Regions from separate parts of the Homo sapiens genome. Here region 2 is linked to region 1. A link is an interaction called in ENCODE POLR2A ChIA-PET data of the cell type or tissue named here. Cell type or tissue: PC-9. All regions are shown on one strand. Each heading gives the region's core, and the rest is flanking DNA. Links, peaks and the distances in the headings are about the cores only. Region 1 overlaps BTG4 (BTG anti-proliferation factor 4). Region 2 holds the start of LOC105369491 (a long non-coding RNA gene).

Evidence for each region. ChIA-PET counts read pairs that join two places held together with the same protein. Peaks named below come from ENCODE experiments on the same cell type or tissue, not always from the same donor. Only the 100,000 strongest peaks of a DNase experiment are listed, where the experiment ranks them.
Region 2: POLR2A ChIA-PET joins it to region 1 with 5 read pairs; 2 of 35 experiments call an interaction of 5 or more read pairs at or near these places.

The regions. Positions count from the first base shown.
Region 1 is chr11:111,494,870-111,500,250 of GRCh38, reverse strand. It overlaps BTG4 (BTG anti-proliferation factor 4), which reads left to right. Exons shown (of 5, transcript NM_001367975.1): 2 at 1,449-1,647; 3 at 2,116-2,253; 4 at 2,842-3,040; 5 at 4,937-5,381. The coding sequence starts at 1,475. The coding sequence ends at 5,116. Among named protein-coding and RNA genes, the nearest start is that of MIR34BHG, 13 kb to the left of the region's middle. In PC-9, for the core only: no CTCF peak of the experiment used is centred there; no DNase peak of the experiment used is centred there.
Region 2 is chr11:111,320,312-111,325,692 of GRCh38, reverse strand. LOC105369491 (a long non-coding RNA gene) reads right to left here and starts at 5,311. Exons shown (of 2, transcript XR_948011.3): 1 at 4,643-5,311; 2 at 2,619-3,618. In PC-9, for the core only: no CTCF peak of the experiment used is centred there; DNase peaks (open chromatin) are centred at 1,247 and 2,932.

The DNA of each region.
Region 1 (5,381 bases), core at 146-5,145:
CTTGATAACTACTGATTGCCAGGCCTTACCTTGAGAAGAGTTGCTTCAGCAGATCTGAAATAAGGTCCAAGAATCTGAATTTTTAAATTTATTTTTATTTTTATTTTTTGAGACGGAGTCTTGCTCTGTCACCCAGTCTGGAGTGCAGTGGTGTGATCTTGGCTCACTGCATCCTCCACCTCCTGGGTTCAAGTGATTGTCCTGCCTCAGCCTCCTGAGTAGCTGGGACTACAGGTACATGCCACCATGCCTGGATAATTTTTGTATTTTTAGTAGAGACGGGGTTTCACCATGTTGGCCAGGCTGATCTCGAACTCCTGACCTCAGGTGATCCACCTGCCTCGGCCTTCCAAAGTGTTGGGATTATAGGCATGAGCCACCGCGCCTGGCCAAGAATCTGAATTTTTAACAAGAAACACAGTGAGTCCAGATCACATGGTCACTGACCCGCCCTTTGAGAACTGGTGAGGTTAGATAAACTCAGATCTCTTCCACTTATCCTACAAATAAACACTTTAGTAAAAAATGTGTAGTCAACATAATGACTGCTCAAAGTTGTCGTAACAAATTTTGTAAGAAATCTAAGGCAAAATTCCTTAATATGTTGTCAGCTAAGTTAGAGATGACATCATTGGAATGTACGATATTAGGATATGGAAGGAGAACACTTGATTCTCACTCTGTGTTATAAAAGATAAGATTATAATAGCAAAATAGAAAATATAGATCCAGTTTGAAAATTTTAAACACTTCAAATAGAGAACCCACTCCACTTATGCCAAGGAGCAATCGGATGGAGACCAGATTGGCATATGAAAAAGCTGTATGATCATTTCAATAGGCAGCACCTGTGTAAGGTGAAACATCCATCAGCCTTTAGGGCCCAGGCTTATATAAACTTCAGCCTCGAACTCACGAACAGGTGTGGGTGAGAGTTGGAAACATAAGGGATAGTGCGGTTGGTCTTCTAAGTCTCGCCCACTTTTCTTAGGGGCTAAAGAGCTTTTGTTGGCAAGTATAATGTGTTTGATTATTCCTAAAGCATGCAACTTGGAGCCACATTTTGGAATTACTCTCTCCTGAAATATTTTGCTCTTTGTTAATATATCTTTAAAAAGTGATGCTTGAGGTAATTACTGTCCCATATCAGGATCTTTTTTAAGTTGTAGTGATGTTTCATTTATTACTTAAGTGCTTTAAAATTTTAAAAAGACTTTTTTTTTTCCTTTGAAAACCTTTAAAACTGGGCTATTTGAGGAATTGCTGTTCTTGGCTGTTATGTTGATTGATAGTGTTCATGTACTTACCTAGTTTACTAAGGACTTCTTTCTAGCAGATTTTCTCAGTTTTAACTTTAAGGTATGTAAAATTTCCAAATGGCAGTTAAATATTGATAATAAGTTAAACCATTTCTTTCTATTTCTTCTTGCTTCCTTTTAATGATTCAGACCTCCTTATCTATTTTTCTTGAATCATGAGAGATGAAATTGCAACAACAGTTTTCTTTGTCACAAGATTGGTGAAAAAACATGATAAACTAAGTAAACAGCAAATAGAAGACTTTGCAGAAAAGCTGATGACGATCTTGTTTGAAACATACAGAAGTCACTGGCACTCTGATTGCCCTTCTAAAGGGCAAGCCTTCAGGTGAGAGCTAGTATGTGGGATGGCAAAGGGAAGCAATCACCAAGCAACCAGCCAGCTCCTAGGAAAATGGAGTGATCTTGTTTTCTGCATATAAGTAACAAAAGTTTTATGGGCTCGAGTTTATTTGTTTGAACGTGGAATTGAAAGGAGGAGACATAGTAGATGACACTGTGGCTGGAAACAACAGAGCAAAGCCCCTTATGTGAGGTAGATTAAACAATTTCTAACTTGTCTTTGCCATGAAAGATAACTAATTTTGTGACTTAGTGATGCAACATACATTCTGAGCCACTGTATCAAAAGTTGATGATGTCTTACTTGTAAGAGTGGAGGGTGGAGGAGGCTGAGGGGAAGGAGGCTGAGGGGATGAGGTGGGAGCTATGTGTATTGGAACAGTATGTGCATAATGTGATTCTCCTGCTAAAGTGTCTGTCATCATGTCTTCGTTTCCCTTCGCTTTTTAAAAAGGTGCATCAGGATAAACAACAATCAGAATAAAGATCCCATTCTAGAAAGGGCATGTGTGGAAAGTAATGTAGATTTTTCTCACCTGGGACTTCCGAAGGAGATGACCATATGGGTAGATCCCTTTGAAGTATGCTGTAGGTGAGTAATCTCATAGTTTGTGTGCTGTGTGATACCTGGAAACCTTAAGTTAGACAACTTTACATACCTTCATGAAAGATGATGCCCCAAAGCCTTGAGTTGGCAGCAGGGATACTTCTTGGTTAAGATTTTAGATGCAAACTTCTGTTAGACAATGCAGACTTCTATTCAAAGTGGGTGAGGTGGAAAGCACAATGATTTTGCAAAATATTTGAAATGTGGCTTTAATCACTGCACCTTATTACAAACTATAGATTGGTAACAGTATCTATTACAAACTGTAGGTTGATAACAGATAAGTGTTATAGGCAACATCAGAAAGGAAGGAGAGTTATCTACCATGGGACAATTCAGTTCATTAACTGAATCAAAAGAAACTAGTCTTTGTTTTTTTCTGAACAATTAACCAAAATAGCTCTTATAGAATATCCTAATTTATAACAGTGTAGTAGGTGAAGGTCATAATGTCCTTCAATTTTTTAAGGCAATTTCTTTTAAAATAAGTTAGCATATTGTCTCCAGGAAAGATTGGAGATCTTGTAGAAAGTTGAATCGCTAATTAGCACTTAAATTTCTTTTCCTACTTAGGTATGGTGAGAAAAACCATCCATTTACAGTTGCTTCTTTTAAAGGCAGATGGGAGGAATGGGAACTATATCAACAAATCAGTTATGCCGTTAGTAGAGCCTCATCAGACGTTTCCTCTGGCACTTCCTGCGATGAAGAAAGTTGTAGCAAGGAACCTCGTGTCATTCCTAAAGTCAGCAATCCGAAGAGTATTTATCAGGTCAAGAGTGTTCCAGTTCTTTTCTATACTTTTTTTCTATCTAATTCTAAAAAGAATGCACTCATTATGAAAACAAAGAAGCAAAAAAACATGGAAAGAACAAAACTGTAGATTTTTAAAAGCCAGACTCTTAATATTTTGGCAAAACTTTTTCTGTCTCCTTCACTGCACAATGTATTCCCTACACTTGGCTGAGCTTTTAGGATCCACATAATCTTTTATTGTCCTATTTCTTCATACAGTATTTGAAGATACACAGGTTTCCTTCCACTTAAATTCCTACAGAATCAAAGATTAAGATTAGTGGGATTTTTTTTTCTGTCAATTGAAAATACCACGGCATTTATAGAAAATTTGGATATAGGAAAGGTCAAAGGCCTATAAATTCTGCCACTAGAGCAGTTTTTCTCAGCTATTTTTTTCTTCTTTTTAAACCATAACCCATTCAAAATATGTATATTTACATTTAAAAAGTTTCATGAAACAGTGCTTATCTTTACTAGGAGCAATGCTCCCAATGCTCCCAATACTTCCAATTAAATTCATTTGATTTCAAGTATCTAAATTGATTTCATGACCCACAATTTGAAAAACACTGATCTAGAGAGAATTTGTTAACACTATATGTATATATTTGTTTGTATGTTCTCTTAATCACCTATGTATTAAATGTTAAAGCAATTAAAATTTTAATATTCATTTGCCTCCTTTGTAACTTATTATTGGCAGATATTCTAGGCTGTTTCCACATGGTTGTAATATTTTTTTAAAAGCTGGTAACTCGTATAGTGATGCCTGAATTTTAGGTTGTTTCTTGAGATTTGATTCTCAAGCACAGAACTACTGGGTCGCAGAGTATGAACATTTTACTGGTTTTTAATATGCAGCCGAAACACCATGTAGAAAGTTGTATTTATTTGTAGTCTCACCAGCTGTATGTAAAAGTGCCAACTTTGCCATTTTTTTCTAGAATTGGCTATTCTCATTTAAAAAACAGATAATTTGATTAACATGATATGCATATATAATACAGTATTAGTGAAATTAAACATTAAAACTTTCCATGTGCCCAAATGTTTTAGCACCTACTGCCCTACAAATTTTCTCTTATTCAGCCATTCATTATTTGAAGTTCTAATGTATTATTGTAGGTTCTTTATATGCCAGAACGATTTTAACCCCTTGACATATTTCTGGCAAATGTTTTGTCCCTAGTTTTTTAAACTATGTGTGTCATTGATAGTTTCTTGGAAACAGTGACTTTAAGTAAAATGATGTATGACAAAGCCATTTTTTTCCTCAGTCTTATAACCAAACTATGTTATTCAAAGACCTGCTATATGTCATTTAGCTTAAAATTAGTTTCCAATAACCTATCGAGGTTGTTGAGTGAGGATTTACAGTATTTGCCCTTAATTCTATTTTTATTTTTAGAAAGGTCTTCTTCCATTTGGGGATCAGACCTGTAATCAGCTATATTCTTTTACAGCAATGTCTTTTCAAAGTGTGATCTGTAAAACATCTGTATCCATCATCTTAGGTGTTTAAAATGAAGATTTCTAGGCTGTGGCCCCAGAGATCATGAACATGCAGTTTTGGATTGGGTTGGCAGTGGTGAGGTAGGGATGGAAGAGGGACAATTCAAGAATAAACATAAACTTGAATAAGCATATTAAAAAGTTTTTAGTTGAATTAATTAACTTTTTAAAAAGGTACAGTATAAAGTGATTTATGTTCCCGCCAAGTGCTAGAAATTTTTTTCAAAGATGGTTATGCACTTTCAATTCTATTCATTTGTGCTCCCTATGCTTTTGAAGTGCCTGACTTTTGAATTATGGGTTCATATTTAGTCCTTACAGCTAGCTTATTAGAGATCTTTATACTTTTTTTTTCCAGGTTGAAAACTTGAAACAGCCCTTTCAATCTTGGTTACAAATCCCCCGCAAAAAGAATGTGGTGGACGGCCGTGTTGGCCTCCTGGGAAACACTTACCATGGCTCGCAGAAGCATCCTAAGTGTTACAGGCCTGCTATGCACCGGCTGGACAGGTACCACTGGGTCAACACACACCGATGACGCAGCGACTGGGCACGTGGTGGGCAAGAGCTCAGAGGAGTGCCTTTATTCTCTCTAAAATAAAAATGAATTTAAGGTTGAGAGGCCCATGAAACAAAAAATGACCATATTAGGGACTAGGGTACACAATGGTAAATCCTCTCATACAGATCATCACTGTTCTTAGCTGTACTTTTAATTCTTATTTAATTTTACATGAAGTTTTATGTAACATCAGTGAATGTACCCAGTAAGGTAACAGAATGAAGATGTTGACCTCTAATAA
Region 2 (5,381 bases), core at 190-5,189, 170 kb after region 1:
AGGAATAGAGGACAAAGAATATTTATCAAAGTTTTCCTTTAAGAAAAGGTAACTTATCTTAGTCCTTTTGTTCTGCTATAACAGAATTCCCGAGACTAGGCAATTTGTAAAGAACAGAAATTTCTCACAGTTCTGGAGGCTGGGAAGATCAAGGCACCAGCAGGTTTGGTGTCTGGTGATGGCTGCTCTGTGCTTCCAAGATGGCGCCCTCACGCTGCATCCTCCAGAGAGAAGGAACACTGTGTCCTCATGGCTGAACACGGAAGGGCAAGTGGGGGCCAACTCCTTGTGCCAAACCTCTGTATAAGGACACTTAATTCCAAGCCCGAGGAAGGAGCTCTCATGGCCTAATCACCTCTTAAAGGCCTCATCTCTTAATACTATCACATTGGCTGACTTTTGGAGGGGACCCATTGAAAACATAGCATAACCCAATTCTGCCCTTCCCAGTATGATAAGCTGCCAAATCCATCAAGTCTGTCTCTGGGTGAGCGTCTCTTCTTTGTGGCTTTTAAAGTGTAACAACTCACTGTGTGTCAGGATGCAACATACAGTGCCTGCTTTCTCGTTTTCACAGATTTCTCTTCTTTTCATCAATGCTTGTGATGTAGTCACGAAACGGAGTCCGTACTTTTCCCCTTCTCTCCTTCCCTCTTTCTTTTTCTTTTCTTTTCTATCCCTTCCTTCTTTTAATCTCTGCCTCCTTGATTCTCCTCTTCTTTCCTCTCAATCTTTCTCCTTTCTCTGTATACACGAGTTTTGGTCCTTACTTCTGACAATCTTGCTTCTTCAATAAAATTGTGGGCTCCCTGAGGCCAGCGACCATGTCCTGGACATTTGTCCACATGGTTCTCAGCGAGGATTTGACCTTCCTGGTCTGTGACTTTGCTGCAAATACCAAGGCAAGATCACTGTCTTTCCTCACCCAGCCCTCCTGGGATGCATTTTTTGATTCTTTGAGCTGTCTGCTGTTGAAGCAGCTTTTGTAGCTGATGGTTGCCTTGTCTCTTTCCTGGATGGCTGGTGCCTACTCTCAGCCCAGCGTTAGCGCTGCTTGTTTTGGCTGCACAGACCCTTTTTCAAAGGAAAGAAGTGGTTTTGGATAGCAAGCAGGCAAGTCTAGCACTCCCCCTTCTCTGCATTTCTTTATTTCCCTGCAGGCAACAAGAATTCTTAGTGGCTGGAAAAACTAAAAATATCTCTGAGCCTTACGTTTCTGACTCACCGTGTCTGAAAAATGAACAAAAACAAACAAAACCCAAAACAAATTCTCTAGCTCTACTCCTAGGATATTATTGCAGACAAATACCATTATCCAGATTTCAAAGAGTGAAACCTTGGCTTTTCGTTGCTATGGGTTATGACCATGATGCAGAGATGCATGAGAGTAGGGAACAAGAAGTCTCCAGAGAAGGGTGGATTTGAAACCTTAAGGTTAAATAGCTAATGTTCTGGTGCCCTTGATACGTACCAGGCACCGGCACCAGGATAACTGCTTCACGTACATTTTCTTTTTTCTTTTTCTTTTTTTTTTTTTTTTTTTTGAGATGGAGTCTCACTCTGTCACAAGGCTGGAGTGCAGTGGCATGATTTCGGCTCACTGCACCCTCTGCCTCCCTGGTTCAAGCGATTCTCCTGCCTCAGCCCTCCCGAGTAGCTGGGACTACAGGCATGTGCTACCATGCCCAGCTAATTTTTGTAGTTTTAGTAGAGATGTGGTTTCACCATGTTAGCCAAGATGGTCTTGATTTCTTGACCTTGTGATCCGCCCACCTCAGCCTCCCAAAGTGCTGGAATTACAGGCATGAGCAACCGCAACCAGTCTTTTATTTTTATTTATTTATTTATTTATTTTTTTGAGACGGAGTCTCGCTGTGTCACAAGGCTGGAGTGCAGTGGCACAATCTCAGCTCACCGCAACCAGCTTCACGTACATTTTCATTGAGTCCTCAAACAACTGTAGGAGGCAAGCCAATGTTCCGTATATGCCCATTTGTAATGAGAAAACTGAGGCTTAAGAAAGGCTAAGTAGTTTACCTTAGCTTACATACCTAGAGGGGCAAACCTGGGAGGGACTCCAGTTCTCATTCTCTTCTTAGCTCTTATATTGTGCTACCTCCAAAAGGAAAACGATAATTTCAAAGTCATAGAAAGCTTTTAGGAATCAGGCTCCGGAGGGAGACAATCTCACCTAAAATGAGCTCTCAGAGTAATAAATCATTGCAAGAAGATTGTGAGGTTTGCCTTTATTTTGTATGTTTGGGTTCATTTGACTAGCCCTATAAAAGTATGCTGTTTATTTCTGGATACCATTGCTACAATTTTTGTTGCTGTCACTAGGTAAACAAGCATCTTAATTCAGAACCAGTGGCACCAGCATCAACTGGGAGTTTGTTAGAAATGCAAGGACTCAGGCCCGACCCCAGACCTCCCGAGTGAGAATCCCGGAGATTCTCTGCTTGAACGAGACCTACAAATGATTCAGGCACATGTGAAAATGTGGGAAGAGCTCACCGTCTCGGGATGTGGTTCTAGACCCTAAGTGCTTAGGGTTTTTCTCAGGAGTAGAAATAACTGAAAGCAGAGAAAATGGATTCACAATTCAGTCCCTCCTTTTTCCTATAGGAAAATAAATTTTAATTTTTTAAAAAATATTTAACTACGCATGATGTAACTCATAACAATGACCAACTGCTAAGAATTGATTATTTAAAAACATCTTTTCTCCCACGTGTTAACTCATTGAATTTCACAAAAAGCCAATGAGGTAAGCACTTTTCTTACTCTCATTTTGCAGAAAAGGAAGCAAGGCATAGAGAGGTTAAGTAAATTATCCAAGGTCAACACACTTAATAGCAAGTAAAAACAATTTTTTTAAACAGTAAAATTTACCTGAAACTAAATACCTGGGAACACTTCAAGCATTGCGTGCACTGAACATCACCTGTTTCCAGTCTAACACCTAGAGACTTTCTGAGTCACTCCACAGAATGAGGTACTCATAGCTCAACAAAAGCATTTAGCCACCTGTATACACTTATTAGAGAGAAGAACAGAAACAACAACCACTTATTAAGTGCTTCTATTTACAGTCAATAGCGCTTTACTACTTGCATTTATATTATTTTTTTTTGGTACCTCAACTTTTGAATCTTTTCTGATTTACTTTATAAAAGAGAACTTCACATGGGATTTTGAGGTTTTGTCAAAGGAACTGTGTCTGAATCACCTTTCCACTGCCCAGTGCTTGGTGCAGCATTTTGTAGCTGCACAATAAATGCCTGTTGAAGGCAGAACAGCCTAGCAACTTCAAGCTCTTTCCTCTACGAAGAAGCCTTTCCATTTTTTTGGGGGGGCATTTAACATAAATAGTTCAAAGACATCATTTGAAACACAGATATGCTCGAGTAGTTTCCTCATAGAGGGCATGATACCGTCTGTGCAGAACATCTTAGTTCTTTCTCTGTTCTGCATCACGTTTTACTGCGGAGGTTTCCAGTTCAGCATTTTGTTGTCAGTCAACGGCGCTCTCATTTTGCTGAGTGGGGATGAAGTGGGTCAGTTGTGTGAACCACTCACCCCAGGAGAATTCTGTTCCAGAAGTATCCAGGAACTTTCCTAGGGGAAGAAAACACAGGCTATGGAATAGGCTGTGGAATTACACGGAGTTAGGTTTGAATTATGGTGCTCTAACTTACTGCCTTGGGCAGTTGACTCAATCTATCTGAATCTTAGTTTTCTCATGTATAAAATGGGATAATAATACCTACTCCATTGGTTTGGTTATGGAGATGAAATGAGATAGTGCATGTAGGCAGTCTAGCAGAGAATCTGGTACACAGCAGACACAAAATAACAGGGGTTGGGGGCATTTGCAGAGGTGACCAGATGAAGTCAGCAAAACCATTATTTTCTCCTAAAGTGTGGGGAGAGCATAAAAACCAGACAGGCAGAGAAGTCTTTTCCAAAGGCATGAATAGGACACTTCTCAGACTTCCATGTCATTGACAATGCTCTTACCATCTCCATTCCCTCCAAGACCAGATGGCTTCTTGTCTCAGCATCTTAGAGGATCTGAAAAGGTCTCAGATGGTGTGGGCCCTGTGATGAGACCTGATTCCCCGGGATGACACCTAGTGTAACTAACCTCTTTTTGCTCAGTGCAAGAAAAATAGCATTCTGCAAGTTGTTCCCAGGATGACATCAGTTTTGAAAAAATTTTCTGAATGAGGTTTTACTCCACTGATTTCCGCCACTAAGTTGTAGCCCGGGAAGGTTAAGGCACTTGCCCAATGTCCCAGAACAGATAAGTGATGGAACCAGGACTCAAACCAGGTCTGTGTGGCTCCAGAACCCTTAGGTCTGGGCTCTACTGCTTTGTGTGGAAATGGAGTTGGTGTCTGGGAAGTTGGGTTTCTACTCTCCCTTCCTGCTGCAGGAAGGAGAACTGTGGAAATGAACCCACCCCTCTCTTGAAGTGGAGTGGGAAGGAAAATCCAGGCTCAGGTCTGCATGGCTAACCAGATCAGAAGACTCTTTCTGTCCTCCAGAGATGGCCTCCTCTAGTTAATCATTGAACTCCTGCTCCCCAGCCCAGGAGAGGTGACCTGCCAGCACCGGGGTGGCATAAATGGCTGCTCACCAAGCAGAAGTTGTCCTCTGGCCATTCCTGGAGAAGGGCAGCCAAGCCCATTGTAGCTTTGATCCTTCCTTTTACTCCCCTGGGAAATGCTGGGGGTGGAGAGAAAACTTCAGCCTTTGTAACCTTCACTGCTGGTGAATACTTAACATTCTTCAAAGAGAAATTTAAAGGAGCTGCCCAGAGTTCCCAGCTGTCTATGCCTAGCTCTGCTTAATAAGCCAGTGGCACAGGGGACAGGCTGCTTATGAATAGTCTCGCTTCTCACACCCAATCGACTCTAACTGGCTGTTGCTGATGGACTGACAGTGGGAAGCTACCTTGTGAGCCGTGAGCAAGTCCCAGGAACAGAGGCAGAGGAGGAAAGCCAGTTGAGCTTAGGCGCTAATCTGCCATACCCACTTCCAGAGACCCTCCATGTACTGCAGCTCCCCTGGGCCCAGACTCCAGACAAAGTTTAGATGGATGTCCTTGCTGTATTTTTCTGTCTCAAATAAACGTGGTATGTAGAAGTGTTAGCAGAAAGCGGTCCGGATCCAGACCCCAAGAGAGGGTTCTTAGAGCAAGTGCAAGAAAGAATTCAGGGTGAGTCTGTAGAGTAAAATGAAAGCAAGTTTGTTAGGAGAGTAAAGTATTCGAATAAAAGAATGGCTACTCCATAGACAGAGCAGCCCCGAGGGCTATTGGTTGCCCATTTATATGGTTATTTCTTGATGATATGCTAAACAAGGGGTGGATTATT